Linked DNA regions of Homo sapiens: region 1 is linked to region 2. A link is a loop called in an ENCODE intact Hi-C map of the cell type or tissue named here. Cell type or tissue: ovary. All regions are shown on one strand. Links, peaks and the distances in the headings refer to the core of each region. The heading gives the core; the rest is flanking DNA.

What was found. A loop is a pair of places that touch in the nucleus more often than their neighbours do. Peaks named below come from ENCODE experiments on the same cell type or tissue, not always from the same donor. Only the 100,000 strongest peaks of a DNase experiment are listed, where the experiment ranks them.
Region 1: a loop joins it to region 2, with 2.5 times the contacts of the local background. A loop is called at or near these places in 7 of 110 quality-filtered maps.

What each region holds. Positions count from the first base shown.
Region 1 is chr17:18,011,140-18,026,804 of GRCh38, reverse strand. It overlaps DRC3 (dynein regulatory complex subunit 3), which reads right to left. Exons shown (of 14, transcript NM_031294.4): 13 at 10,610-10,741; 14 at 9,916-10,247. The coding sequence ends at 10,134. It overlaps ATPAF2 (ATP synthase mitochondrial F1 complex assembly factor 2), which reads left to right. Exons shown (of 8, transcript NM_145691.4): 4 at 389-486; 5 at 2,101-2,181; 6 at 4,948-5,060; 7 at 5,567-5,682; 8 at 8,119-8,784. The coding sequence ends at 8,256. It also overlaps the pseudogene LOC100419436. Among named protein-coding and RNA genes, the nearest start is that of ATPAF2, 20 kb to the left of the region's middle. RefSeq lists silencers at 4,265-4,428, 9,356-9,650. In ovary, for the core only: no CTCF peak of the experiment used is centred there; a DNase peak (open chromatin) is centred at 9,494.
Region 2 is chr17:17,873,269-17,888,933 of GRCh38, reverse strand. It overlaps TOM1L2 (target of myb1 like 2 membrane trafficking protein), which reads left to right. Exons shown (of 15, transcript NM_001082968.2): 5 at 4,166-4,300; 6 at 6,071-6,229; 7 at 9,191-9,307. Among named protein-coding and RNA genes, the nearest start is that of SREBF1, 44 kb to the right of the region's middle. RefSeq lists enhancers at 1-125, 3,354-4,113, 4,114-4,875, 10,914-11,635, 11,996-13,195. In ovary, for the core only: no CTCF peak of the experiment used is centred there; DNase peaks (open chromatin) are centred at 10,913, 11,193 and 11,783; H3K27ac peaks cover 2,408 bases.

The DNA of each region.
Region 1 (15,665 bases), core at 8,356-10,855, 140 kb before region 2:
AATGTACTTAACCTGTCTGGGCCTCAGTTTTCACATCCCAGATGGACATAATAATAGTACCTACTCCAAAAGGTTGTTGTGAGGATTAAATTAAATACACTAGAGCCTGGTAATAAAAGGCATGTGACCATGGGGGAGGTTCACTAATCCTGGGGCTGCTGCAAGCTTCCCTCGAGTCCTGTGAGCGTCAACACAAAGCATTTGGCATGGAGCCTGGTTGTGGCACACTCTCAGTAGCTGTGCTGCTGCTCCGGTAATGCAGACGCCTCTGGTGGAGGGCTGTGCTGTGGTGCTGTCTGCTATGTGTCAGATGTGGTGTCCTCAGGAAAGCAGGGCTTTTGCCTGAGCCCCGCAGGCAGTGACAGGGTGGTTTTTGCCTTTGATTCAGACCACATTGTGCAACACATCATTGGACAACCCAACCCAGAGAAACAAGGATCAGCTGATCCGGGCAGCCGTGAAGTTTCTGGACACCGACACCATCTGGTAATGGACATTTAGATGGGCATTCCCCTTGGATTGAGGCTATTTTTCCTGATTTGCCCAGATGGTTATCAGTGGAAGAAGAAACCCTCTCCATTTATTGCAAGGACAAGGAAGGTGGCCCACTTGACTTTGGCACTTGGCTGCTCTGTAGCCCCTTAGGAGGAGGACTCCTCGGGCTACAATGGTGTCAGAACATGGCCACCCCTCTTCTCTAGCCCAGAAGCTGCTCCTTAGGCTGGGAGGGTGGTTATGCAGCTCTTGCAGGTGCCGTGACCACAGGCCCCTTAGGCCTAGGGGGGCCTGTGACCTTAAACTTCTGCCCACCGACACTTTCTCAGGTAAAGCATCCTTGGCACTATGGATGCTGATAACTAGGAGTGTCCTTCTCCAGTTCTGAATTCTCCTCTGTGTCTATGTTTCTTGGCTAATTGTTCAGTGATGCCAAAGGAAAGTTGAGAAACAATGGAAATGATTGAGCAGCACCGTGCCTGCTAGCCCAAGTGCTCTAGGATCCTGAGTCATCTCACGATGACACAGGAAGTCAGCACTGATGGCTGGAGGCGTGCTTTCGAAGGGGGTGACCCATAGCTAGTGGGAACGCCCACTCCATTTATATTAGGGTTCACTTGATTGCAGGGAGCAGAAACCCATTCAACCTAGCTCAGACAAAAAGGGGATTCTTGAAAACTATACAGGGATCCTGACAGGAAATGAAGGACAGTTGGGTCACCAGGAAAGGTAGCTGGAAGATCCAATGTCAGAGCTCCTCCCTGTGCCCTACTAGGGTGAGAGGAAGGTGAGGGAGGAAAGGCTGGTTGTCCATCTGCCCCTCCCAGCACCCCAGCTTTTCCTGCATAACTCATGACCTCTCTTCCCCACTTTGCTTACACAAGACAGTGGATTTCCATAGTGCCCACTTGGATTCCCATCCCATGAGGCCCTGCAGCTCAGCTCCTCTCAACTGGCTCATGTCTGTGTCTCTTGGTCAAACAAATGGCACAGCCTGACCTCTAGCTTGGTCCCATCAGGTCTGGCATCTGTGCCAGCAGCTGCATCTGTAGCCAGGAGGTGGGTGGACTTATGAGGTATAAACAGGCTATTTGGTCTGTGACCAGGGGCACAGTCTCTTGGAGGGGGTGAGGGTAGAGATGCAAAGACTGAGCATCTGGCACAGCATTCCCATTCAGCATCTGGGTCAAGCGGGTGTGGACCCAGGGTTGCAGTTAGTAGATTGGATCTGCTTTAGGATGGCAGTAACAGTGTGGCAAGCTTGGACCTGTCAAATATTTGGGGGCATTTAGGGTAGTGGTTCTCAAACTCAAGCTTACACTAGAATCCCCTAGAGGGCTTGTTAAAACAGATTGCTGGGCCCCCCTCCAGAGGTTCTGATTTCTGTAGGCATGCAACCTGAGAATGTGTATTTCTAACAAGTTCCCAGGCGATGCTGGTGCCAGGGCCACACTTTGAGAACCACTGCTTTAGGGGAAAAGACTTGTGGGGCTGGGATGGTGGTGGTGAAGTTTTTGCTGTTGTCCTTTGTGTTTTTCCTTTTCTATCACTGAATGAAGGAATTGTACTTTTTTATTAATGAAGGTTATTTTTACAATGAATTAGCTACAGGGTGGAGGAGCCCGAGACATTAGTGGAACTTCAAAGGAATGAGTGGGATCCAATCATCGAATGGGCTGAGAAAAGGTAAGATGTACAGCCCTGCAGAAAGCACTGACTGGGCACCTGCGTTTGGTGGAGTGTAGGGGTCAGGGGGTCACGCTGGAAAACTAGTGCCCTTAGCTAGTCAGCTTTCTGATTTCAGAGCACTCGTGGGATTTGGCTCCCCTCATATGATCAGGGATAGGGTCATCCTGGGAAAAAAGCACCTCAAATTTAATTTCAGCCACTAGGTACAGCACACCTGCTGTAGCGGTTCATGAAGTGTAGGGGCAGCTCTGTGTCCTTGGAGAAGCAGTGGAGTTCCCAGGCCACCTTCTGCCAGCGGGTCAGAGCAGCAGTGTCGGTTTGAATCCCAGCTCTGCTGAAGACTCAGCTGTGTGACTTGGCTAATGAGTTGATCTCTCTGAGCTTCAATTTTCTTGTCTATAAATGGGGCTAATAATCCCTACCTCTCAGGGTTTGAGGAGGAATAAATGAATTGATGCATGTAAAGGCTTAGCATCCTGCTTATTAGCACACAGTAAATGTTCAAATTTTGGCAGTGATTTTAATCTTTGTCACAATTGCTGTACTATTAAATAAAATAACAGAACAACATATACGATATGTATGCACTTGGAGAAAAGTCTGGATAGCTTCCTGCAAAATTACGGGTAACATCCAATGGATATGTAGCTTCCAGGAATTGATATGAAATATTTTTCTTTAATAGGAAGACTCTTGAGTGCAAAGTTGAATGGATTATTGATGTGGTGGCAAAATAAATTCAATTTCATTTGATCCCAAGGGAAATTTGGAAGGGCTGGCTTTCATGGTACTACCTTGACTGTGGTATTTTCTAAGCTTGCAAGGCACATTTCTTGGTATAGCAGTTTTCCACAAAAGTGATGTTACCAATCAGTTCACTGATTTGCCACATGCTGCCCGATGCTCACAATGTGGCAGGTGTCCTTGGGTCTTAAAAGAGAAGGCAAAGGCAGTGCTCTAAAGACCAGACTACAATACTATGTGGGAATGTGACAAAACAGTGTCATTTCAGAATCTAATGAAATGTAATAATAATTTAGGTGCCTAGAGATCTTTGCTATAGTATAAAATCATCAGATTCTTGTGGCAGGAAATACCTCATCCTTAAGAGTTTATAGAAAAACTTAGCCATTTCTTACAGTCCATTTGTACTATTAGGAATTTCAGCAAGGATTTTTTATTTTTTCTTTCTTGAGATGGAGTCTCGCTCTGTCGCCCAGGCTGGAGTGCAGTGATGCGATCTTGGCTCACTGTAACCTCCACCTCTTGGGTTTAAACGATTCTCGTGCCTCAGCCTCTCAAGTAGCTGGGATTACAGGCGCCCACCACGCCCAGCTAATTTTTGTGTTTTTAGTAGAGATGGGGTTTCACCATGTTGGCCAGGCTGGTCTCGAACTCCTGACCTCAAGTGATTGCCCACCTCATTCTCCTGAAGTGCTGGGATTATAGGTGTGAGCCACTGCACCCAGCAGGATTTTTTTTTTTTTTTTTTTGAAAGGAGTCTCGCTCTGTCACCCAGGCTGGAGTGCAGTGGCGTGATCTCAGCTCACTGCAAGCTCCGCCTCCCAGGTTTTATGCCATTTTCCTGCCTCAGCCTCCCAAGTAGCTGGGACTACAGGCATGCACCATCTACACCCGGCTAATTTTTTTTGTATTTTTAGTAGAGACGGCGTCTCACCGTGTTAGCCAGGATGGTCTCAATCTCCTGACCTCGTGATCCGCCCGCCTCGGCCTCCCAAAGTGCTGGGATTACAGGCATGAGCCACCGCGCCCGGCCCCAGCCGGATTTTTTTAAGCAACAGAAAAAAATCAGTGATATATGGAAGAAAATTACAAAAATTATTTTTATCCCCCATTGTGTTTTTCTGTTTTATTTAGTTATGATTATTCTTGAAAATGTATCTTCTCAGCCAGGCGCAGAGGTCAGGAGGCGGAGGTCGCAGTGAGCCGAGATCATGCCACTGCACTTCAGCCTGGGGTAGAAAGCAAGAAAGACTTCATCTCAAAAAAAAAAAAAAAAAAAAAAGTTTGAAAAAATGACTGCTGACTGGTCATGGTGGCTCATGGCTGTAATCCCAACACTTTGGGAGGCTGAGGTTGGCAGATCGCGTGAGTCCAGGCGTTTGAGACCAGCTCGAGCAACATGGTGAAACTCTGTCTCTACAAAAAAAATTAGCTAGGTGTGGTGGCACATGCCTGTAGTCCCAGCTACTTGGGAGACTGAGGTGGGAGGATCGCTTGAGCCTAGGAGGTCAAGGCTGCAGTGAGTCAAGATCATGCCAGCGCACTCCAGCTTGAGTGACAGAGCGAGACCCTGTCTCAATAAAAAAGAAAACCTCCATGATATATGACATAAACATTATTTTAAGGAAAACCATTTTAAATATTGTTTTTAACTTTTATATGTCCTCAAATGTGAAAAACTTTAAAGAGATGTAAAAGGCAGATGGCCTTTTGATGGAGATTCCAGGTGAATGAATGAGCATTTCAGGCAGCTGCGTATAACCGAGCCCTAGCTCACATGACTCAGGAACCATCCCTTCATTCAGCACAGTTTCTTGGTCCTCCAAGTTTGCTTTTGAGGGACAGAAAATCAGGTCGGGAGGCCACTGACCATGGTGGCAGTTGCTCCTGTAGTCAAGACTAGCTCCTTGGCCAATGCACACACATGCTCTGAAGCTTAGGCCTTTGTTTCTAGTCAAAAGGTGGGCTGCTCTTGGGCTACAGCATGACAGAGACATGCCGAAGCCCTTTTCCTTTCAGATACGGCGTGGAGATCAGCTCCTCCACCAGCATAATGGGACCCAGCATCCCTGCCAAAACTCGGGAGGTGCTCGTCAGCCACCTGGCATCTTACAACACATGGGCTTTACAAGGCATGTATGGAGTTTCTTGTGGGCTTGGCAGGTGGCTGTGAAGGCCATCAGTGTCTGAAGCCTGTACTTGCCCCTCCCCAGGTCCTGTGAGTGGAGAGGCACAGAGTGTTCTGGGCTAGCTGAGTGTGGAGGCTGGGTGGCTCTGATGCTAGCCAATCACTCTACGCTCTAGGCTCACACCTTTCCACCTTCGACTTCGCCAGCAGAAGTCTTGAGTTCAATCTCATTGCCCTGGCTTGGGTCACATGTCCATCCATGAACCAATCACTAGACTGGGTGCGGAAAGCTCTGATTTGCCAAGTTCGGGTCATGTGTCTCACTAGGTAAGAGCAGAGGAGGATCACCCCCAGGGAAGACCAGAGTGCTCTTTCAGAAGAGTGGGACAATCGCTGGATGGCTCTTTGCACCACTCACTCCTGTTCTCTGCTAGGGCTGCTGGGACTCACAAGGGGTAGGTTGTGGCAGCTGCCCTGTTTTGGGTTCTGACTTGGCTTGTGTCCCTGCAGGGATTGAGTTTGTAGCTGCCCAGCTCAAGTCCATGGTGCTAACCTTGGGCCTGATTGACCTGCGCCTGACAGTGGAGCAGGCCGTGCTGCTGTCACGCCTGGAGGAGGAGTACCAGGTGAGGAGCAGCACCTCAGGTCCCGCCTCCCCCTTCCTAGTTCAGACTCACTTTGGGGGAGCAGCTAACCCATCTGAAATATAGTTATGCATACTTGGCTTTTATTACTTTTATGTACACGCAGAAATCAAAATCAAGGACCAGCAGAAGTATTGTCAAGTAGGCCTGGCATGGTGGTTCACACCTGTAATCCCAGCACTTTGGGTGGCTGAGGAGGATGGATCATTTGAGGTCAGGAGTTTGAGACCAGCCTGGGCAACATGGCAAAACCCTCTCTCTACAAAAATACAAAAATTAGCACCTGTAGTCTCAGCTACTTGGGAAGCTGACGTGGGAGGATTGCTTGAACCTGGGAGGTGGAGGTTGTAGTGAGCCAGGATTGTGCCACTGCATTCTAGCCTGGGTGACAGAGTGAGACCCTGTCTCAAAAAAAAAAAAAAAAAAGGTAAGATAATAACAATAAAAAAATAACAGTAAGTGCTACCGCTGTGTTCCTGCATTGTATCCATCTCACCTCCTCTCAGCAGCCTGGGCAGGTAGGAGCTGTGGTTATCTCTGTTTTACACAGAAGGAAATGGAGGTGCAAGGTTGCACCTCTGGAAAATGTGCCAGCTGGGGTTTGAAGCCAGGTCTGGTGATTTTAGGGCCAAGGCCGTCAGGCCTCACTCTGCACAAGGAGGTTCACGGGTGGATAAAGACCATCTGGGCTTGATAAAGCCTGCAGAACAGGCCCTGCCAAGATGACTGAGAACCCGTTTGTGCTCCTTCATCAGCTGAGCCTTCATACCCTGACATTTTATCTGGCTGGCAGAGGAGCATAGGGGTAGCTGCTGTTTGTATACAAGTTTTGATTTAGTGGGCTCAGAATTAAGGTTTTGCCACAGTATGGTTTGCATTTTTTAACTCTGAAAATTATAGCCATCTTTGCAGTCTTTTTATTGTTATTCCACCAACCTCAGAAGGTTAATTGCTATTATGAATTGGTCCCTAATATGGTAAAAACAAACAAACAAAAAAACACAAAACTTTTTGTGATGTATTTCCCTAGTTCTTGTAGTCTTCTGCTCAGAAAAATGCCAGGGAAAAAACTATTTTTGTATAACAAAGGAGGCCCGCTACTATTCTCTGGATGTCAGAACTGATTACATAGGAAGGGGGTGACTTGTAGGGCTGGTGGGAAGCCAGTCTGGGCTCTGCTTCTGACTATGGGACCCAAGCCAGGCCATCATTCTCTGAACTTTGGTTTCGATCCTCTACAAACAGAGGAATAACCTGAATTATGTATGTGATGGTATACAATGAAAGTATGGAATACTCTTCAGATGACATATTACAATTGTACAGTTTGGGACCAGGCAGCCCAGAAGTTCAAATAGCTTGTGTAGCATGGTGGATTCTGAGTTCCTGGATGAGCTGGGGCGGCCAGGCCAGGCCTCTTGGGCAACTAGCCAGGGAGGAGCCAGCAAGGTTTGGTTGGACTTACACTGTCTGGACAGCCACATCGTGTGTCTGAGCGTTCCTCCCTCTTGTTTTTAGAGCTCCAGACAGAGAATCTGCAACTTGTCCCCAGTGTGCAGAGCAGAGGCATCTGTAGTTCTGTGACTACCACAAGAGTCAGAGTTGAAGCCACTGCGTGGCCTTACTTGATTTAGTTATTCCACCCACATGGCGCTGGGGGGCACTTGTAGCCCAGCATGGCAAGGCAACTTGGAGAGGCTGTCCATTCACAGGCTTTCTGGGAGGAAGTGTAGGAGAAGGGATGGCACATAAGGCCTCCTCAAAGAAGTCACATGGGTGGTTCTGGTACCCAGCCTGCCCAGTGGTGGGTGGGCAGCCACTGGCCCTGGGCCTGGGCCTGGACTGCACTTCTTCCAGACCATCCATGCCACAGAGAGCACAGGTGCCTGCTCCGGCTCCCTGGGGGTGGGGTGGTGGGGTGTGTGTGTGTGTGTGTGTGTGTGTGTGTGTGTGTGTGGTGTTTTTGAGACAGGGTCTTGCTCTGTTGCCCAAGTGGGAGTGCAGCGGTGTGATCTTGGCTTACTGCAGCTTCAGCCTCCTGGGCTCAAAGCAGTCCTCCTACCTCAGTCTCTCAAATAGCTGGGACTACAGGTGCACCCCCACCACACCCAGCTAATTTTTAAACCTTTTTGTAGAGGCGAGGTTGCACCATATTTGCCCAGGCTGGTCTTGAACTCCTGGATTCAAGCAGTCTTCCTGCCTCGGTCTCCCAGAGTGCTGGGATTACAGGCGTGAGCCACCGTGTCTGGCGTACCTGGGTGTTCTTACCTGCCACCTCCCCCTAGGCATGTCTCATGTGTTTTGGCAAGATACAAACCTGTTGCCCTCAGCCAACCTATTGGAATGGAACGTGGCTTTGGTCAGGAGGCAGCCAGGCACTGGCCACTCACCCAGCAACTTGTCTTGTCCTTCCCTCAGATCCAGAAGTGGGGCAACATTGAGTGGGCCCATGACTATGAGCTGCAGGAGCTGCGGGCCCGCACCGCCGCCGGCACCCTCTTCATCCATCTCTGCTCCGAGAGCACCACAGTCAAGCACAAGCTCCTGAAGGAGTGAGGCCTGGGCAGAGCACACTCAGCAGGATAGAGGCAGTGCAGCCACAGCTCCCCCGGCCTTCAGGGCTCCCCAGCCTGTGGGGCTGGCTTCCTTGGCTTTTGGGGACTCGGCCTCAGCGTCACCCTGAGATTCCCCCCGAGACACAGTGCGCTAGTACGGCTGTCCGGAGGTCAGCCTGATTTCAACCCAGGTGCCCCTGGCCTGGCCAGCAGTGAATGTAGGAGATGAATTGTGCAAGTGACTTTCTCTCGACTCTGATTTTATTAAATATTTCTCCACCCTGGAAATGTGCTGAGCCCTGTTTTCACGTATGCCTCTGCACTTCTCCATTCTTCCTGTTTTGTCTAGGTTCCAGAGGGTTAAACAGCTTATCTCCCATGGCGTGTTTGGATATCTGCTGCCTGTGGTCAGGAACCTTGCACTGGGGAAACAATCATGTAATCCACAGACAACTCTATTTGTGTTCTTCAGCCTCAGCCTGAAGGCTTTTTTTTGGCTGGCTTTTAATCAAACAATCTTTTGAAACAATTGTGGTCTAAGCTGGTTGTTTCTATTTGTTCCTACTGTTCTAAAACAAATGATTTACTCTAGAAAGTAGAAAATAGAAGTTGTTTCTGGGCTAAAAGCCTGGACAGGCTTGACAAGGTCACCTGATGTGCATGTTTCCGCTCATCTCCCACCCAGGAGTCCTAAGGGTCCTCCTGACATAGCCACCTCTAGTGTCCCAGGAGGCAGGCGCTACTTTCTGGTGTCAGGCCAGTAAGAGGGCAGGGGGGAAGAGTGGTTCTCAGGCAGACAGGCTCTCTCAGCCCTGTGTCCTTGCCAGCCTGAGTAAGGTAATGGCATCAACCCTGCTCACAGGGCACTGATCGCATGCTGGGTGCCTCTCCACGCTTCCCATGCACTGTCTCCCTGAACTGTTCCTCGAAGGCACTGTGAGGTACTGTCACAGATGACACCAGGGCTGCGGGGGTGACATGGTGGAGCTGGGATGCCCTGCCTGCACTCTGCTCTTCTGGAGGGTCCTCAGGTCCTTGTGGCTAACCTCAGCCTTGGTGGGCAGGCCCAGGCCCCAGCACTGTGGTGGGAGCTGCAGCCTCTCCTCCTGCTTCCCTGCCCCTCAGCACCCAGAGCAGAGAAGGTCTTAGCCCACACCGGCCTCCTTTTGCCTGTGGCTGGCAGCCTGCCTAGGCATGGCAGGGGAAACGGCAGGGGCACGTGTCTGACTTTATGCCACAGCCAAGAATCTAGCTGATGGCAGTGCCCTTGGGAGTTGCTCTGTCAGCTGGCCTGGGACCGGCTGTTCATCTCAAACTCTTTCTCTTGTTCCTACATGAACATTTTTTTTTTTTTTTTTTTTTTTTTTTTTTTTTTTTTGAGACGAAGTCTCGCTCTGTCGCCCAGGCTGGAGTGCAGTGGTGCGATCTTGGCTCACTGCAACCTCCGCCTCCCAGGTTCAAGTGATTCTCCTGCCTCAGCCTCCTGAGTAGCTGGGATTACAGGTGCACGCTACCACATCTGGCTAATTTTTGTATTTTTAGTAGAGACAAGGTTTCACCATGTTGGTCAGGCTGGTCTCGAACTCCTGACCTCGTGATCTGCATGCCTCGGCCTCCCAAAGTGCTGGGATTACAGACGTGAACCACCGCACCCAGCTGATTTTTTTTTTTTTTTTATGAGTAGGGGAAATGTGAAATGAGTCCTTTATTTTCTCTACTTTTGGAAGTTTTTCCAGGGGTGGGGGAAGAATGGTGTTGGGGATCGCGGTTGAGAGATGCCCAGCAACTCTCTAGAGGTGCGGGTGAGGCGTGTGCACTTCCTTCTCCTGGCTGGGGCTGGTGCTATGTTTTGAAGAAGCTCCTGTGGCTGACATTCATCTAGTCTAGGATGTCGCCACATTCCAGGTTGTCCAGTTCGCTCTGCATGTGGTCGATGTACTGATTGATCTCCTTCACGCGCTTGCGGTTCCTCATGATCTCATCCTTGTGAATCTGAGGAGTGAAACCAAAGCCCGATTCCTTACATCAGATCATTGGTTAATATCTTTCACTGAATCCAGTTTGAGGGAAGGGGAAAATAGTTCCTTTAGATCTGCAAACCTCATTTGCTTCAGCGCCTCCCCAGGTTCTGCTGATCTCTGTATATTTGAGGTAGGAATTAGGAAAATGATGAAGCCCATGGGTTTTAAAGTCTCTGGGCAATGTTGTCTTCAGTGTGGAATTCTATAATCCTTAATTTTATTTCTTCCTTCATTTCATTCCTTAATGAAAATTCTATCCACTACCTAGGGAGGATTTCCATGTCAGCTAGAAAAGTTCATCCAGCCTGCTAGGATGGCTTGGGATTGACTCACCCTGTCTATTAAACGTGTACACCAAGAGTTGATTCTGGTCACCAGCTCATCTTCTCGATTGTCAATCTTCAGGAGGTGGATGTCGTGCGATGCCCCGACAGCATTAACAATCGTATCTTTATCGACAAAAAGCTGGTGAGTGAAAAGAATCCAATGAGAAAGTGTGTGTCATTATACCGTGAACACAAAGGGAGCTGAACAGAGAAGGAGCATTTGGAAGTCCCCTGGCTGTGCAGGCCACACTCAGAGCAGAGCCCACCTTTGTATCAGCGCACTCTGCCGATTCATCTGTGAATTCATCTGTGACAGCCGCTTCCCCAACTGCACAGGGCAGGTGTTGTGGGGAAAGGGCCAACCAGGGTGTTACTTTGCAGTCCCCGCTGGAAGCATGTTTCCTCCAGGGTGAAGGCAGATGGCTGCCCAGGGGGCACCTCACCCAGGACATCTGTTCTCACAATGCTTCTCTCTCAATTACTCTCAAGTCTAACTTGCCCAAAACCTCTGCCTGCTGGGTGGAAGCATGAGGCTGGCTGAGGGTCTCGAGGCTGCTCTGAAGACAGCAGGCCCTACAAACTCATGGGTGTTCACCCCACAGTTGTCTCTCCACTGCCACTCATGTCAACAAAACCAAACTTTGGATTCCATTTGGAGTATCCTTCTGCCTTCTCTTGTTCCTGACTTTGCTGTCTTGTAAAAAGTTGTTAGAAACAACCACCTTCTAATAGGCCTCACTGGTTCTAGGTGTTGACACTGTGGCTATTGTTGCCTGGGATGGTTGAAATGGAGTCATTTCCCAGAGCAGGGCAAGGCCACTGAAGCACTCAGTAAGCAGTTGCTTCCACCTTGAAGCAGAGGCGCTTGGTAAGGCAGAGCACCTGAATGCTCTGTATTGCAGGGAGGATTTGCAAGTGGAGTGTGCATTTTTTGTTCTTTCCTGTAGTGGCAGTTAACTTAATGGTCTCTAAAACGTTCTGTGCAATCTTAAGATGTTAATATTTCTGCCAAAAAAAGTATTCTTTGGTCAAATACATTTGGGAAAGCCAGCACATCCTAGGCCCCTCCTAAAGATTTGCTGGGCACAAAGTATTCTGAAGGCTCTACAAAGTCCTGTGGAAAATAAACCCTTTAAGCTTTGTCTCTCTTGGTTTTCCAACTTTTTTGGCTACAGACTTCAGAGTAATGCCTGTTAATGTCTTGTGGGATGCTGATTTTCCACATAATCTCATGTGGGAAAAGCCAGGTTAGCTGATATGTGGAATGGGGTGTCTGGGGGACCAATTAGCACAGTCACAAGGGAGAAATGTCAAGAAATTATTAAGTTCTTTCCATGTGTGTACAAGGTCCCAGGCCAGGCTCTGGGAATGGTTCAAAGGTGTGTAAAGCCTGTTTTCGGTGAGCCTTGGCAGTGTGCTTAGGAGTGGGTGTCCTGGTTATTTTAGAGATAACTACAACCACAGTGTCAACCCATCACGAAAAGGTTCTCATCCTTCATTCTAAAAGGTGGGTCATAGTGGAGCTCTAAGCCAGGCAGAGAAATCATACCCCTCAGAGTTTGAATATGTAGAAAACAGCTTCAAAAGCTGTGAGAAGCAACAGAAACTGAAATCTGCTTAGAAACATACATGATTAGAATTGGTTATGAAAAACTGTGTGACATTTGTAAAATGAAAACAAAAGGAAACTGGGTTTAAGGGAATTGTTTTGAAATGTGAGTTACAAGTTGTTTCTGGACTTTGGGTGGCCTAGAGTGGTGGCTACTTCAATTTTCCCTCTTAGAATAGTTTTTATGGGTAGAATATTCCAGATCCCTCTCCAGTTTCTGCAGGTTGAAAGCACTAGGGTGGAGGCAGGGGCTGTGCAAACAGGTATTCCTGAGTCTTTTTTGAGCTGTTGCCCTGCTCTGTGGTCCTTGTGGCTGTAAAGACACATTTCTTTCAAAGCAACTTCTTTGTTTAAACACGTTGGCACTGGCCGGGCACGGTGTCACATGCCTGTAATCTCAGCACTTTGGGAGGCCAAGGCGGGAAGGTGGGTGGATCACCTCAGTCAGGAGTTCAAGACCAGCCTGGCCAATATGGTGAATAAAAATACAAAAATTAGCTGGGCATGGTGGCGGGTGCCTGTAATCCCATCTACTTGGAAGGCTAAGGCAGGAGGATAGCTTGAACCTGGGAGGCCGAGGTTGCAGTGAGCCAAGATTGCACCACTGCACTACAGCCTGGGCAACAACAGTGAAACTCCACCTCAAAAAAAAAAAAAAAAATTGGCATTAAAAAAATTGACAAATAACTGTACATATTGATGGGGTACATAGTGATGTTTCAACACCTATCATGTATAGTGATCAGATCAGGGTATTAGCATATCCGTCTCAAACATTTATCATTTCTTTGTGTTGAGAACATTCAATATCCTCCTTTTAGCTATTTGAAACTATATTATTGTCAACTATAGTCATCCCATAGTGGTATAGAACACTAGAACTTATTCCCCCTATCTAGCTGTAATTTGGTATATCCTTTAACAAATCTCTCCCTATTCCTCCATCTCTCTACCCTTCCCAGTCTCTAGAAGCCTCTGTTCTTGTTTTTACTTCTATGAGATCAACTTTTTTAGCTTCGGCATATGAGTGAGAACATGAGGTGTTTAACTTTCTGTTCCTGGCTTATTTCACTTAACATAATGTCCTCCAGTTCCATCCATGTTGCCATGGATTTCATTCTTTTTTTATGGCTGAATAGTATTCCATTGTGTATAGGTACCACATTTTCTTTATCCAGTCATCTGTTGTTGGACACCTAGGTTGATTCTGTATCTTGTTATTGCGAACAGTGCTGCAGTAAACATGGGTGCAGATATGTTTTCAATATAGTGATTTCCTTTCCTTTAGACAAATGCTCAGTAGTGAGATTGCTGGATCATATGATAGTTCTGTTTGTAGTTTTTGAGGGCCCTCCACAATGTTCTTCCTAGTGGCTGTCCTAGTTTACATTCTTACTTACAGTATATGAGTTCCTTTTTCTTTGCATCCTCACCAGCATTTGTTATTTTTTGTCTTTTTGATAATTATCATCCTAAGTGGGGTGAGATGATGCCTCATTCTGGTTCTTATTTGCATTTCCCTGATAACTAGTGATGCTGAAAAGTTTTTAATGTATTTGTTGGCCATTTGTATGTCTTCTTTTGAGAAACATCTGTTCAGATGTTTTTAATTGAATTGTTTGTTTTTTTGCTATTGAGATGTTAGAGTTCATTGTATATTCTGGATATTAATACCCTGTCAGATAAGTAGTTTGCAAATATTTTGTCACATTGTGTAGGGTGTCTTTTCACTCTGTTGTTTCATTTGCTGTGCAGAAGATTTATAGTTTGATATATTCCATTTATTTTTGCTTTTGTTGTCTGTGCTTTTGAGGTCTTATTCATAAAATTTTTTCCCAGGCCAATGTCCTAAAGCATTTCTCTTGTTTTCTTCTGGTCATTTTATAGTTTCAGGTCTTTTTTTTTTTCTTCTGAGACAAAGTCTGGCTCTATTGCTCAGGCTGGAGTGCAGTGGTGCAATTTCAGCTCACTACAACCTCCACCTCCTGGGCTCAAGCCATCCTCCCACCTCAGCATCCTGAGTAGCTGGGACTATAGGCAGGTACCACCATGCCCAGCTAATTTTTGTATTTTTTATAGAGAGGTGGGTCTTTGCCATGTTGCCCAGGCTGGTCTCCAACTCATGAGCTCCAGCGACCTGTCTGTCTCAGGCTCCCAAAGTGCTGGGATTACAGGCATGAGCCACTGCGCCCTGCCAGTTTCAGGTCTTACATGTAGGTCTTAGATCCATTTTTAGTTGATTTTTGTATAGAGTGAGAGATGGGAATCTAGTTTCATTCTTCTGCATATGGATATCCAGTTTTCCCAGCAAAATCTATTGAAGAGACTGTCTTTTCCCCAGTGAGTGTTCTTGGCGCTTTTGTCAAAAATCAGTTGGCTGTAAATATATAGATTAATTTCTGAGTTCTCTATTCTGTTTCATTGGTTTATGTATCTGTGTTTTTGTTTGTTTTAAACAGGCTTAATTCACTTTATTTTTCTTATATAAAAACCCTGTGTTACTTTGGGAAGCCAAGGTGGGCGGATCACTTGAGGTCAGGAGTTTGAGACCAGCCTGGCCGGCCAACATTGGTAAAACCCCATCTCTACTAAAAATACAAAAAATTAACCAGGCATGGTGGTGTGCGCTTGTAGTCCCAGGTACTCGGGAGGCTGAGGTAGGAGGATCATGTGAACCCAGGTGGTGGAGGTTGCAGTGAGCCAGGACTGCACCACTGCACTCCAGCCTGGGCGATAGAGCAAGGCTCCATCTCAAAACAAAACCCTGTGTTGTAGCCACAGCTGAAGCCTGAGTCCTCCACACAGAGACTCTGGTGTGGGTCTTGACAAGATGGTCAGTGAATTACTGAGAGGAAGACTTGGTGAACACAGTCTCCTCCCAGAGGTCAGGGGGCAGGTAGCTATAGGTCTTGGAGATGGCATCAAAGGTGGCCTTGGCAAAGTTGCCCAGGGTGGCACTGCAGCTCCTGGCTGAGGTGTAGCAGTTGTCAATACTGGACATCAGCAGCATCTTCTTGGGCACAGAGGCCAAGAGGATGCCAGTGCCCCTGGGTGCAGGAATAAGGTGCAGCAGCACAGAGCCGCAGCAGCCTGTCATCTTGCAAGGGACAGTGTGGGGCTTGCAATCTTGGTCCCCCAGTGGCCTCTGCACGGGGACAGTAGAGAGCTTGGTCAGGACAGTGATCCCTCTGACAGCAGTGGCTGCTTCCTTGGAGCACTTAACACCCAGAGTGACACGGCCATTGTAATCCCTGATGGCAACAAACGCCTTGAACCTGCTGCGCTGGCTGGGGCAGGTCTGCTTCTGCACTGGCATAATCTTTAAAACCTCATCCTAGGCCTGGCGTGGCGGCTCACGCCTGTAATCCCAGCACTTTGGGAGGCTGAGGCGGGCAGATTACCTGAGGTCAGGAGTTTGAGACCAGCCTGACCAACATGGAGAAACCCCATCTCT
Region 2 (15,665 bases), core at 9,795-12,294:
AGCTTCACCCCTATGTTTTCACCTCATGCCTTGGCTGGTGTTTTGGCTTGTGTCCCTTTTTGTTTGCTTACATTAAGTCCCATTTGTTGAGAAGACAAAAAGGATGCTCCCACTCTATGCCATCCCTGAGCCTTTCCCTTGAAATTGTTTTCAGGAGCGGAAATGGAGTCATCCTGGCAGAGTCACCTCAGTGTGGTCATGCCTCTCCAGCCCCCCTCCCCATGCCCCAGCAATAGTCTAACCATATGCACTTTCCACTGAAGAAAGTGAACTGATTGGGGTGGGGATGGGAGTGGGGACAGGAGAAACTGGAGGTGTGTGTTCTTTGAAGACGTCAGAGCCTGGTAGCTGGGCTCTGGCCAGATTCTGTGTGGACAGCAGCTCCCTGGGGACCCTGTCACTGGGAATAGGAAGTCTGGTCTGGGGCATAAGCAGGAGCTGACAGAAGCTCCCTTCTATCCAAAGGCATCCCAGAGCCCATAGTTTAAATCAGCAATGGTTTATTGGTCTGAAATTTGATGATTCAAAGCTTTGTCAAAACTTTCAGGGATACAGAAATGAATAGGTTATGGTTTATGTTTGTTTCTGGTTTTATTCTGGGGTTTTGTATACGGTCCAAAGGAATGAAGGAGATCTGAATTGATCTCTTTCCTTTTTTCTCCTCATTAGACCTTCCTCTGGGTCTTCCAAGCCCCTAATCTTGTAGCCACAGGCAGGAAAAGAAGGCTTCCAGTGAACTGACCACTTGGCCATTAACCAGCTAGCTCCTGTGACAGGCCCTCAGAGTGTGCTCACACCGCTGCATCACTTTGCTTTCTGAAAAGGCAGCTTTAAGAGGGGGCAGCCTCCCCCACCCTCAGTGCTGCTCTCAGGCTTCAGGTTAAGCACTCCAAGAGTGGCCAGACCTCCTGAGGCTTGCCACATCTTCTCTAGGGAGTATTCTCAGCTGGGTCAGCCTTCCAGCACCCCTCCTTTGTCACTGTCACTTCAGTCTGTTGACAGCCTAAGTGGCCATCTTTCCTCTGTTCTCTGAAGTAGGAAAATAAGGATGCTTAGTAACTGTGAGAACTGAATTCAGTTTAACCTGATAAATGTTGACTGACTGCCTTCTCTGTACACGGGTGAGAGACTCGGTGTCTGCCTTCAAAAGGTGTCTGGGCTGGGCGCAGTTGGCTCATGTCTGTAATCCCAGCACTTTGGGAAGCCAAGGTGGGTGAATCCCTTGAGTCCAGGAGTTCAAGACCAGCCTAGGCCACATGATGAAACCCCATTTCTACAAAAAATACAAAAATTAGCCAGGTATGGTGGCACATGCTTATAGTCCCAGCTACTCTGGAGGCTAAAGTGGGAGGATTGCTTGAGCCCGGAGGCAGAGGTTGCAGTGAGCTGAGATGGCACCACCATTGTACTCCAGCCTGGGGGACAGCTCTGACCCATGCCCAATTATTGAGGCATGTCCCAAGAAGATGCTAGGGACACATGGCATCTCTGGATGTCTCCCATCTGTACGTTTTCACATATGAATGGGAGACACCCAGAGATGAGAGACACCCAGAGCTGCATTTATTCAGAGGCGCCCCTGCACCCCATTTTTTCCTCTGTTGGCATGAGAATCCTATTCAATAGAGATTGCCATCATGAATATCTGCTCTGTTAGCAGCCATCTCATCCAGTCTGCACAGAGGTCCCAGATAAGGGTTGGAATTGTGGCAGGTAGGAAGCGGGTAGATTAGCCAAGACTACTTGATCGCAAATAACAGATGCCAACTCCAGCTTGCCTAGGCAAAGAGAAGAGTTTGTCATGACAGGGCAGAGTCTCCCAGAAGTCCAGGTCACCCCGCCCTGGGAAGGGACAGAAAATATCAGGAAGGCCTTCCAAATCCTCTCCTGTACGCCTGCACCTCCGAGCACTCTAGCTGCTCCTTCTGGAGAACATAGGCTGTCTCTGCTTCCAGTCCTGTGCTGGCACATGGCCCTGGAGTTACAGAGGACAGTTCTGCCTACCCAGTGAGAACATCCCAGCTTCTAGTGCTGCTGAGTTCCTGGAAGGAGGAGCATCTGATTGGCCCAACTTGGGTGTGCATTTCCCTCCCACTCCAGTCTGTCTCTGTGAACATGGAAGCAGAGTGCCTTAGAAAGTGGACCCGAAGAAGTATCCTCCAACTGGAGAGAAGAGCCATAGTTCTTTCATCTTTATTCCTATTATCTCAAATTTGGCTTGGGTAGAGAGCTAGATGAATTGAAAGGAATCCCTGGAGCTGTTGGTACTCCATGTACAAAGGCATGAAGTGGTGCCAGGAAGAACTGCCATGTGTTTTTTCCCCAGCCTCCGACAGTGGGCTGTGAAACTGGTTTTTAGACCCTAAAGTCAACACCCTAAACTAAAATGCTAGGGCATTTTGAGGTTGGCGTCACAGGACTTAGCTGGATTTTGAACCAGGTGGAGGCAGCCAGCGCAGCTGGTGGGGGCGGGGCCAGAGGCACTCCCTACGGGCAACCTACTCTCCTCCAGCTGGGCCTTCCAGACAGTGCTCTGTGAGGCACTTTCTTTGGCCCTCCTCAGAATCCAGAAGGAGTGTTGGCCAAGAGGGGCTGTCCTGATCCAGTAGTTTTAAATCCCTGAGCATGCAAATTAAATAAGTGCATCAGGGAAAGCCGGGCTGACAGTACTGTTCCTGGTGAGATGCATCAGTCATAATTAAGGAGGCTTTTTGGAAACTGACCTTTTAACTTCAAATGGGTCTGTTGGTTAGAGACAGAGTTTCTGTGGCTGCCTCAGGATTGGTTGTACCACATTGCTGGAGTGAGGGAGACAGTTAAATTCTGTGACAATGACAGACTTGGCAATGGAGTCATGGGCACAGGAGGCTCTGCCTCCTCCTTTGGGTATGTATGGTGAATGGGACAGCATGAGAAGGGCCATTTCTGGGAAGGCCTTTGAGTATTCTGTTTTTGATACAGTCCAAGACTTCCAAAGAACAGAATTTTTTTTTTTTTTTTTTTTTTTTTGAGACGGAGTCTTGCTCTGTCGCCCATGCTGGAGTGCAGTGGCGCCATCTCAGCTCACTGCAAGCTCTGCCTCCCGGATTCACACCATTCTCCTGCCTCAGCCTCCTGAGTAGCTGGGACTACAGGCACCCGCCACCACGCCCAGCTAATTTTTTTGTATTTTTAGTAGAGATGGGGTTTCACTGTGTTAGCCAGGATGGTCTTGATCTCCTGACCTCGTGATCCGTCCGCCTCGGCCTCTCAAAGTGCTGGGATTACAGGCATGAGCCACCGCACCCAGCCCAGAATTTTTTTTTTAATTTTTAAGTTTCATGAGTCAACAGAAATGATAATCTACTTGAATTTTTGCTCTTTCCTCTCTGTGATATGTTTTCACTGAAGGGAATCTGGTGATTGTGCTTTTCTTGGGATTTTTCGATTTGGGCACACATGTGCTGACATTTTTGGCAGCGGACATCATGAAAGAAGCTTGGGTCTGGGAAAAGGACCCCTGGGGGTGAACTCCCCAGTCTGGCCTGGGTCTAGCTCCCAATGGGCTCTTCTTCCCTTGAACCACAGTCATCTCACCTACTGGCAGCAGCGCTAGACAGAGCTAGGCTAGACAAGCTCAGCATTAGTTGTCTCTGATCTGAGGAAACCTGTAGTTAGCCTTTACTTCATGTCACACATCAATTTCTCCTTTCCTTTCTGCTCAATTTGTTGCCGGTTCCCAACTCCACCAGTAGAAGCTTTCAGGGCAGAGGTGCTCCCGCACAGAGGGCAGGCACCCTGCTGAGCTGACAAGGCTCCAGCTTCCACTCCCTGCAGCTGAACAGCCCCAGCAATTGATTTCCTTGCCATTAGGGAAATTCCTGCTTTTTAGGATGCACCACCGTGCATAGGTGTTATTTCTCTGTCTCTTCTCCAAGGAAATACATGCTAAATTAAGTTTTGTGTTTTTGTTCACGCTCAGCAGCACCATTGAAAGCCAGGGTTTCACCAGCTGTGTCGTGGCAGCAGTTGCGGAAGGAGAGGAACAGAATAGGTTTAGCCAGTGCAATTTGCATGTGCAAGTAGGAGAGCACTGGTCTCGGGGAGAGGACGTGGGCCACTTTGGATTTTCAGATACCATGGCAGCTCTGAGAAATGCTTCCTAACAGGCCTTCTATTATCCCAGGCATGGGCTGATGCCTTTCGAAGCAGTCCTGATCTCACCGGCGTTGTGCACATATATGAGGAGCTGAAGAGGAAAGGGGTTGAATTTCCCATGGCAGACTTGGACGCTCTGTCTCCCATACACACACCACAGCGGGTAAGCTTCCAGCTGGCACTTTCTAGAAAGACCTACTGCAGAACGGGTGAGCCAAGCTGCTGCAGCCACCCTTCTGCTGCTGCCTTTGAATTATTCAGCTTGTCATCATGCTTTCTTAAAGCTCGGGGGCATTCCTTTTTAATAACAAGGGGCATGCAGGAGTGAGACAGCTGGTTGACTGGTGATTAAGTGGCAGCAGTGTCTGTGGAAGAATATAATAAAGGGATCAGTTCAGGGTTTTCATGGAAATGGCTACTTGGGCGGAGCCATCCTGTGAGGGTCATTAGCACCTGCTTTTCAGAGGCCCCTAGAATCTGGTGTGGGAATCCTGTTGTCCCTCAGAGCACCATAGCACCTCAGGGCTTGATGTCACTCTTGGGTCAAAAAGTAGCTTTCTGTTTTTTCAATTGTACCAAGTCAAATGGATCTAAAATTTATTTTGAGCTGTGAGTATTCAGCATCAATCCAGAATTGATTCTGGATTCAATCCTTGATTCCATCAGCCTTGGGATCAAAGCCCTGGGAAGGTCCCTTTAGGGGCATCCCACCAAAGCTTTTGCAGTGCCAACAGTAACTTGAGCACCGTGGAGGGGGCAGCTTGGCACTTCAGGGTTAAAAGCATGTAGGTCATGCCTCATGGTTTCTCAAGGAAGCTAGTCCCTCTACTGGCTGGGAATCAACTCCACTCCTAGCCTGGGGGAGAGCCAGGAAAGCACCAGGGTCTGGGAGAGGCACCTCATCCCAGTACACTTCACCTTGCCTGCCCCCACTGCCCATCTCTGAGAAGGATAGCACACCTGTGCACATCTCTCGTAGGAACACGACTTAATTTTAATGTGCAAGAGGTCATCTGAGATACCCAAAGGGCAAGCATGAGGGATTGCCCTTTCTCTTTTTTTTGAGTCGGAGTCTTGCTGTGTCGCCCAGGCTGGAGTGCACTGGCACAATCTTGGCTCACTGCACGCTCCGCCTTCTGGGTTCACGCCATTCTCCTGCCTCAGCCTCCTGAGTAGCTGGGACTACAGGTGACCGCCACCATGCCTGGCTAATTTTTTGTATTTTTAGTAGAGACAGGGTTTCATTGTGTTAGCCAGGATGGTCTCTATCTCCTGACCTTGTGATCCACCCGCCTCGTCCTCCCAAAGTGCTGAGATTACAGGCGTAAGCCACCGCACCTGGCCCAGGGGATTGCCCTTTCTGGAGGCTGTTTTCATCATGATCCCTCCAGACCACGCGCTATGCTTTGTGAAATCAACATAACCTGTTTCATTCTTCTAATAATGACAGAGAGCAGTGTTGTTGTTCCTATAATTACAAAAAACATTTGGTAAATTGCATAATTACTATTTATATTAGTCTACTTGTAAAGACCAAAAAAGTAATTCTTATGGTACCAAGTAAAGATCTGTGATTAGCAAAACTTAATAACCGCCCTCCCTCCACTTGGATCCCGAGGTGGTCTTAATAATAGGAACCATGACCAGAGGGCTCACAGAGCACTCTCGGTGCTGCCTTTTGGAGTTGCTTTCATTGGTCTGCCACACATTCCTTGAGAGGTAAGTAGAGGGAGGAGCCATTGGCAGCCCCACTTCCCAGATGGAGAGCCTGGGCTCAGTGGGGTTCTGTGAACCTCACCCGGGCAGCAGTGGAGCAGGGCCTTGAGCCTTTCGTGGGCAGCCTTGGGGAAGTGCTGCATGGGGTGGGGTAGGTACCAGGTCCAGCTATGCAGGCAGCCCAGGTAAACAGAGGACTTTGTTGTTGCCATGCCAGAGTGTCCCTGAAGTGGATCCAGCTGCGACCATGCCCAGGTCCCAATCACAGCAGAGGACAAGTGCTGGTTCCTATTCCTCGCCGCCTCCTGCTCCCTACTCCGCACCGCAGGCCCCAGCTCTGAGTGTGACTGGCCCCATCACAGCCAATTCAGAACAGGTACTTGCATACTTCGGGGCCATAGGCAAGCCAGCTGACTATCCTTTTTCATCTTTCTGGGAGACACTTACAAAGGCCTCCCAAGCCAGGTATTGTGCTGGGTGTTAGGGACACAGAGATGGAAGGGCTCAATCCCCAGGGGAGAGAGATGCTGAGGAAGTCATGATGGATTGTGGTCAGGCTGTGGTGGGGAGCAGAACCAAGGGCTCAGAGTTGTGAGCCCAGGGTTGAGTGGTGCCTGGGAGGCACCGGGGACCTGACATGCAGAGGGTCCTGACACAGGAGTTGGGCTTTGTCAGGTGAGACCGCATGCTCAGCAATGACATTTAAATGCAGAGATGCAGACGCTGCTCTCTCGGAGCAGCAGGTGGCTTGATTGGAGAGCAGGCGCATATGTAGGGCCCAGATCTGGGAGGAAACCATGGCAGAATGTGAGGCCAAAAGCATAGACGTGCAGCTGAGTTGTGACGGGCTTGTCTATCATGCAGAGGCTTAGATCTATCCCATAAAAAAAGTCAGCCATCAGAGGCCTGTGACCTGATCAGGGAGGCCCTCCTGAAGCACAAGAAGCCTGCTTTTATCCCAAACACTCCCCACCCTCCCGGGTTACTTCCTGATAAACTAATGCAGTTTTAACCCCACACTGGATTTTTTAGATGAATTGGGGAGTGCTCTTTAGAAGAATCCATAGAACTTCAATTAGTTACAATTTGAGAATTGGTCAGACTTGGGGGAAAAAAAAACTCTCCAATGTTTATATTTACCAAATCCTTATTTACTATTTGCGACAATGTCATGACTGTGGAACCTCACTGAAGCAGAGGGGTCAAGCAATGTGTGTGTAGGGATAGCAATGTGTGTGTAGGGATGGCAGTGTTGTGTCGTGTTCCTCACACTTCCCTGCTAGCTCTGAGCAGGGAGTACGGTGAGAGCAGGAGGAGTGAACTTGAAGCCCCCAGGGCCTGGGTGTGAGCCCCCAGCTCTGCTGCTCACTCTAGGCTTCAGTCAGGACATTTAACCCCGGTCTCCCATCAGTAGAACAAGTGATTTGTTACCCCACCAGGCAGCTGTGGGCTTGACAGGCAGATGGAAGAGGTCCTCATTGTGGCTACCCAAGTGCTGTGGGAAAGAAGGTCTCTGGCTTTTGGCCCTGCTTCTATGGGCAGAACTGTGCCCTTCCTGCTCTGAGGGAAGGCAGAAAATGTTTGAAGTTGGACAGTTACTGAGCCCCTTCACCGACTCAAAGTGTGGGAGGTGCTTGGGAAGGCCCTCCTAGTAGCCAGAAGATGCTGGGTCTGCAGGGTCTGGGCATAGGTAGCACAGGAGCCCTGAGGCATGTTGCCCCTTGGAGAGCAGAATGCAAGCAGAGGTAGGCAGGTCAGCACCCAGCCTGGCCAAGAGGACCCAGGGCTTCAGAGTCTACTGGGTGGCTGCCCATAGCCTTCCTGGGCCTTCCTAGCCAGAAACCTCTTCTCTCTACCAAGACTTTGAAGAAAACCCCTGGATCATCCACCAGGCAGAGCCAGAGGCTAACAAGAGCCTCTCAGGACCCAGACCATCTCCCTGGTAGACCATTGATTGAGGTCTCCTGTCCCTGTCTCTGTGCTGAGGGTATAAAGCTCAACCCAGCTGAGTTCCTGCCCTAAGAAGCTAAAGGTCTGCTGAGAGAGCCCACCCACACAGGAGAGGCTGCTACAGCTGCAATAGTGGAAGATGGCACAGCGAGTGGGAACCTGAGGAGGCGGGAGTGGTTGCTTCTACCTCAGGATGGGGTGGGGAGAGTCAGAAAAGGCTTCACTGGGGAGAGAAGTTGTCACTTAAGCTGGGTCACAGTGCAGGAAGAATGACATTACAGTTCCTCTCTCTGGACCTTTGAGCAGGAACAAGGGCCGTATGTGTGTAGTAGAGAGCATACCTGCATGCCAGGCGCCGCATGGGAAACTCACAGCAGCCTGGTGAGGTTAGTGCCACCTTTCTGTAGGTGAGGAAACGAAGGCTCAGAGAGGCTCAGGTCCGGCTCTGGATGTTGCTGCTGAGTCTTCCAGGGCTCCCTCCAGTGTCCTGTGCAGTTCTTGACCTCTGTCCAGCGTTATTTGGTCTCTTGTCACTGAGTGATGGGACCAGTAGCCACCTCTATGCAGATTCTTCTATGATATTTCACTGTGGGCAAGGAAGGTCCCTGTGGTTTCTGCAGATCCTTCGAGGGGGTTGAGGGAGTGAAGGGGCAGATCTGAGGCACAGGACTGAGGGCAAGGGGAGAAAGTGTATGATGTCTCTGTTGCTGGAGAGGAGCCTTGGGCCTTGGCCCAGGTCCAGGCTTTGGGATCGCTGATGGGCAACTTGGGTATTTTTCAAGGGGCTGTGTTACCATGTAGGGAGCTGGGTGGGGAAGGTGTCTCCCCTGTCGTCTTCCCCTGTTCTCTCATTCTTGCCGCAGCAGAAAAGTGCTATTGACACTGCCCAGCCTCTCAGAGGGATCCTAGTGTTTAGATGTAAAACTCCTAGGAGCAGAGTCTATAACTCAGAGCTTTGTAGAATAGGATCTCAGCTCTGAAGGGATCTCAGAGCTCCTGCCCTCCTGCACTTGGATTTTAAAGAGCAGGAACGGAAGCCCTGAGAGGTTCAGCTTCTACTCAAGTTCCCGTGGTGGGAGAGCCGAGACGGAGAGCCAGCTTGGTGCACTCCTGACACGGAGCCCTTCACTACGTGGTACTGCTTTCGTGTCACAGTCAGAGAGGCACAACAGACTGTTGGTGGCAGGGCCCATTCAGCTCTCTCAGAGCTGACAGGCAGGCCAGAGGGAGATGAGAAGGTGGCCTCTGCAGTGTGCACTCAGAAAGGCAACCCAGATCTCCCAGTGAGAAGGATTGTCACTAGACTAGGAGCAAGCTGATTCTGATATTGCAAGTGCAGGCTGACTGACCTTTCCTTCCTGCTTTCCTTCCTCGTGGCCCCCACCAGATTGCCAGGCTGCGGAGTGAACTGGACGTCGTTCGAGGAAACACAAAAGTCATGTCTGAGATGTTAACAGAAATGGTCCCTGGACAGGAGGATTCATCTGATCTGGAGTTGCTGCAGGTGAGTCATCTTTCAGAAGCACTTGGCCTGTGGTGGCAGCTCTTCCACCGTACACTGTTGGAGGATCCCACCCGGGGACACAGCGGCAAGGCGGGACAGGTCCAGTGGCCCTGTTGTTGATAGTCCATGTGAGCACACATGCAGCCTCACGTTGCCTACGGACAGGCAGAGGCCAGTACCACTGTCTGTCTTTTTTATTTTCCTTAATAACATTTTTTTCCTGATTATAAAATGCCAGTTGTAGAATACATGCTCACAGAAAGAAAAAGAAAGCACAGAAAAGAAAATAACTTTCTTTGACCCAAGCATCTGTAAATAACCACTGTAGGTGCTTTGATGTATTTTCTTTCTGACTTTTTTGTAGGTTTATTTTAAATGTAGTTGAGCTTGTACTATTTCTGTATTTTGGTCCCTCAACATCACATTTTGCAGGAGGGCCTGTTCAACCTTGACTGTGCACAGGAGCCCTTGTAGTGGCACCTCACCCCCAAGGTGTCCTGAGACTGAGATGAAGTGTGATGCTCCCATGCTTTTCCCTAACACTGAGGATTCCCAGGCATATTGTGGTTTGCCATTGCAAACTGGCCTCCCCGCCTCTGGACAGCCCATGGATCTGGGGGCATGGCAGAATGGGGTCCAGGAGTGGGCGGCCTGCAGTCTACCCCTGAAACCAGGGTCAAGGCCCCCACCTCAGGCCTGTTTCCCAGGGCAGCCAGGTCCAGAGCCAGTGCCCAGATCTCCACCACACCCAGCCTCAGATGACCCTGGCATTTGCAGAAAATGTCAGTGGTACTGCCCTTAGAAGCAGTGACCTTCTGGAGGGTGGAAGAAGGATGCTGTGAACTGCAAGGCCCCACACACTTTTCAATGGGAGGCAAGATGCTTGAGGGAACAGGTCAGGAGCCAGACTGATTTAGCAACCTGGCATGAGTTTCTCATGATACACCTGCTGCTGCTGCTGATACTGCCATTTGTGTCTGGCCCTCCGTTGTCAGTCTTGGTCCCCAAGTGCTACACCTTCTACCCTGCTGCTGGCACATGCTTGCCGCCTGTGAAGGCCCTGTCCTGGTCCCAAGTTGCTGCTTATTGTGCCCCCTTCCTACTCCAAAGCCATCGGCTCTTATGGGGGTGAGGGTGGGTGGAGACCTGTTCCAGGCCTGACACAAAACACAGTCCTAGGGGCACAGAGGTGCATGAGCTGTGGTCCCTGGAGCTTGCAGCTTTTTGCAGGAAATAGACCGGGAAACAACTTGTCTCCATGTAACTACACCAGCCTGCTCTTGAAGCTGAGAAAAGTACCCTTGGCCCAGCCCCAGTGAGGAGTCCTGAGTGGCCTCTCCCTAGTTCCCAGACCTCACTCCTGACACACCTGCATCAGCCCAGGCTTGCCTCAGCTCAGCAGATCCAGCTGAATATGTGCCACACTCCAGGGGACCTGGCTTCCCTTGAATGCATTGTCATTGGCCTCCATTCCTAGCCTGCAGGAAGGTTCGGCCAGGCGTTACCCAGATGCACAGGATTCTGAGGTCAGTCCAGAAACTGAGAAGGCCTCTTGAGGCAGCTTTGTGCTGTGTCAGCGTCGGAATTCCTGCTGACAGGGGGGATTTGCTCTGGATAGAGCCGTGCTCCTGGCAGCAGGGGGTGTGTTGAACAAAGCCAAGATGCTTCCAGACAGCCAGAGCAGACCCAGACAGCAGGAATACTTCGTGTTTTGGGGGGAGAGGGGGTTTGGGATTTTTTTTTTTTTTTAAACAAGCCCATCAGCCAAGACAAACAGAACCTAATCTCCTGGCGTCAGCTCACAGCTTTCAAAAATAGGTTGCTTCCCATGACGTTTTCCTTCCCTCTGTTTTGTTCCAACTCCAAGCCTCCCAGCCCTCACTGCTATCTTATAAATCAAATAGAAAAGGAATGACTCTCGGTGCCAGTGGGAGGCTGTCCTTCCAGCAACAGCAGATTCAGGAGCTGGGCAGCACTGTGGACAGCCGTGAACAGACACAGCCGTCCTGGCTGGTTGGCTGCACGCCTCCGCCATTGCCGACATCTTCCCACCCCTTCTTCCCCTGGCAGTCAAAAGCCAGCAGGCAGGGTCTCCCAAGGGTCAGAGCCACACTGAACAGCCAACCTTCCATGTGGAGAAATACCACTGTCTGCTTAGAAAGTGCTGGAATCAGAATGTGTCCCCAGGACCCTCCATCAAGCTGGAGGGCAGCCAGAGTGCTCGGGGCAGAGAATACAGAGCTGAGAGTGCTGGCTAGGCCATGGAAACAACCCAGATGTTCCCACCAACAGAAGCTGCTCCCAGTTCAAGTATAAATTCCTGGGGTAGGAGGTGGGGGGAATAGGAAGAGAGATAATTGGTGGTGTCAGCCCTAGGATGATCATAACTGTGGGCAGGTTATGTCCCGGTTGCCTCCTGCACATCGCAAAGCACTTTTGGGTGTAGCTTCCCATAGTGAAGCAAGAGCAGCAGGGAAGCTTGGCAGTGTGAGCTGTTTGCCTGCAGACTCATGGGTATGTGGCTGTATTTGAGGAGAGGCTGAGGCCACTCTAGCACCCTGTGCTGTCAGCGTAGCTGGAGCGCCTGAGGAGAAGGAAGGAAGGGTGCCCAGAGTGAACACAGCAACTCCTCCTCTTGAGCTATGCGTCAAATCCTCCACTCTCTGAGTTGGGAGAGACCTTCCAGGAAGTTGGTTCAGTTCTACACCTGTGTTCAGATTTCTTCCACAGCATCTTATCTGTTGGGTCTTTCTGCGTGTCCCCAGTGACAGGCTGTTCACAGCAGCCCTCTTGCTTTCAAATGGACATCTTGGTTAGACTTCGGGCAGCAGCACAGCAGGCATACAAATTACACAGGCCTATGAATTAATGCCTCCCCATCCTTGCCCTCCCACTGATGAGCTGGGCGATGCCAGGTAAGTCACCAGCCGTCTCCAGGCCCCCTTCTCCTCTCTAGACTGGAGTGATCACTTGCACCTTGGCAGTGCCTGGCGCAGGGCTGGGCTTAGGCAAGGCCTCACAAATCCTAGCTTTCGTGACTATTGTTAGAAAGCCCTTTCACACATTGATCTAAGGTGTGGCTCCCTATAACTTTGATCCTGGTCTGTCTTCTTAGACACTAGAACAAGACTAATTCCTCTTTCACATGGGTAGATCCTTAAATATTTGAAGATTGCCATAAGCCCCACCCACTGCACAGTCTCCACATGGAACAAATGTGGCATTTGGCAGCATTTGGCAGCCCACCACAGGGAGGGATAGGCAGTTCTTCACAAGAAGCAGACATAAAATGGAGAGCTTCCATCAGCTGAAAACCCTGCTGCGTCACTTCTCATCTGGTGGTTAAGCCTATCTTTGTCATCCTGTTCAAGGAACCTTAGGTCTGGGCCCGAAATTCAAGACACTGCATCTGTCCCTGCTAAAGTGCATGCCCTTACCTGCAGAAAGCCTGAGTTTGGCTTTCTGGGATCTTTAAAGATTGCGATTATGTCATCCAGTGTCCTCTGTCTCTCCCAATTTAGCCTTTTGAGCTTTGTCTTCAATGAATAACTTTTAATTAATACAATGATGCCAAAAATATATGTTCTTCTGTGGCCGTTCATCAGCATAAGATAATAACAGAGGCCTCCTCGTTTCTCCAAGTAGCAGATGGTGTATCTCCTCTTGCTTCTTGCGTCTCATTTCAACAAAGACAGAACGGCCAAGGCCATTTTCTCTAGAGAAATCTAGTTTATTCTACATGTTTAGCTTCATTATTCCCCTTTCTCATCAACAAAGACTTTTTTCTCCCTCCCATCTTTGCAGCAACAGAAAACAGATCTTCAGGACCTTATTCCGTGTTCCTTCAAACTTGTGGAGGGCTCAGAGGAAATCCATAAAGATGATTAAAAGACTGTTGCGTGAGGTAGAGATGAGAATGTCCCTTGAAGAAAAGATAAAGGCATTGGGATTAATTAGATAGAAAAAAGAGGATATTTACCAAGGTGTTCTAATAGTTGGAGGGCTTTTGTACAAGTGACCAGCTGTTCTTCCCTCTGTTGAGGACCAGAAATGGGAGAAGGCCAAAGCTGAAGTCGTCAGCGTTTAGGAAATTCCTGTCCTGGCTGTTGCACAGTGGAAAGGGTGACCTGAGCAAGCAGTAGGCTCTTGGGTGTCTTAGGCCCAAAGAGAATCACACTTTGAGTGATTTGGAGGTGGAGGAAGCAGAGGAAAGTCTCCCAAGTGAGCCTGCTGAGGGTCTGGCTGTGATGACACCACAGAGGACATGCAGGTGGCCGGCTGGCACTGTGGTAGCAAAAGTCTTTAACATCTGGCCCTCCTTTCACCTTCTCACCTTCTGTCCTTTTTTTTTTTTTTTCTTTTTTTCTTTTTGAGAAGGAGTCTCGCTTTGTCACCCAGGCTGGAGTGCAATGCCATGATCTTGGCTTACTGAACCTCTGCCTCCTGGGTTCAAGTGATTCTCCTGCTTCAGCCTCCCGAGTAGCTGGGATTACAGGCACCTGCCATCATGCCTGGCTAATTTTTGTATTTTTAGTAGAGATGGGGTTTCACCATGTTGGCCAGTCTGGTCTTGAACTCGTGACCTCAAGTGATCCACCAACCTCGGCCTCTCAAAGTGCTGAGATTACAGGTGTGAGCCACCACGCATGGCCTTTTCTTCCTTTTTGAGACAGGTGTAAAAGACTGAAGCCAAGAGATGGTAAAGCTTTCTCTGTGCAGAGACCCCTGGAAATCCCTGATGTGGAAGCCCCAGGTCATAGTCTCTGGGCCTGTCTTTAGCATAGCTCTTTGGAAAGCCATCAGGATGCTTCTCCAGGATTGGAGCATAGAGGCCCTGCCTGTGGGGTTGGGAGCTGTCTAACCCACCACCCCAGTGGGAAGGCTGTGGGGAAGAGGCAGCAAACACAAGGCCAGAGCAGATGTTCCTGGTGCTGACTGTTGATGAGATCACTGCATTCTGTGCCCTTGGGGCTCATTCTTCCTCCAAGCTGAGGTCACAATGTTAGAGCCTCAGAAATCATCTAACACTTTCCAAACGTTTTTTTAAAGTAATGGAGGCCAGGCATAGTGACTCACACCTGTAATCCCAGCACTTTGGGAAGCTGAGGCAAGTGGATCACTTGAGGTCAGGAGTTTGAGACCAGCCTGGCCAACATGGTGAAACCCCATCTCTACTAAAAATACAAAAATTAGCCGGGTGTGGTGGCGGGTGCCTGTAATCCTAGCTACTTGGGAGGCTAAGGCAGGAGAATTGCTTGAACCTGGGAGGCGGAGGTTGCAGTGAGCTGAGATCGTACCACCGTACTCCAGCCTGGGTGACAGAGCAAGACTCCATCTCAACATATTAAATAAATAAATAAATAAATAAGTAATGGCTGGGCGTGGTGGCTCACGCCTGTAATCCCAGCACTTTGGGAGGCTAAGGCGGGCAGATCATGAGGTCAGGATATTGAAACCATCCTGACTAACATGGTAAAACCCCGTCTCTATTAAAATACAAAAAATTAGCCGGGCTTGGTGGCAGGCACCTGTAATCCCAGCTACTCGGAAGGCTGAGGCAGGAGAATGTCATGAACCCGGGAGGCGGAGCTTGCAGTGAGCCGAGATTGTGCCACTGCACTCCAGGCTGGGCGACAGAGCGAGACTCCCATCTAAAAAAAAAAAAAAATAAGTAAGTAAATAAGTAAATAAAGTATGGAACCTTTTCCTCCACAAATAAAATTTTACAGTGAATGGCAGTGTTTAAAATCGAGAAAAGCAGAGCAGCCTCAGCTGCCCTGGCCCCGTGCCATGGAGGCCGCTGCAGCATGACAGTGGCCTTCTGCAGAAAAACTTCCTCATGAATGCAGCCCCCTTATTTTACCCAGGGAGAAGCAGGCCTGGAGAGGACTGGAGACTTGGAGAGTGTATCCAGTCACAGGCTACTTGCTGCCTGCAGCTTCGTCCCCAGCACCCAGCTGGGGCTAGGGCTCTGTTGAGGAGACTGACATCAACCCCTGCTCCCTTCCATCAGGCCGCCGGTGCTGGGAGTATTTGTAGCCATGTTTCTGAGACACTTCCTGCAGTCTACTGAGGAATCTGGTTTGGTTCTCCTCTAAATCCAGTGAACCACCCTTGAGGCCTACTCTTTGTTTCGGGGCTTCTGCTGTGTGGAGTGCAGATGGGGGCTGGTCACCCCTTGCTGGAGGTTTTTGTAGAGGGGCTCTGATGACAGACTGGAGTGTGTTGAATGCTTTGGGAGTCTTGAGGAGGGTGGGGTGGTGGGAGATCCCCAGAAAACATTGTATGTGGACAGGAAGATGAATAAATGGGAAGTACGTGTTAAAGCTGTCACTGTAAAATGTTAATGGTACAATCT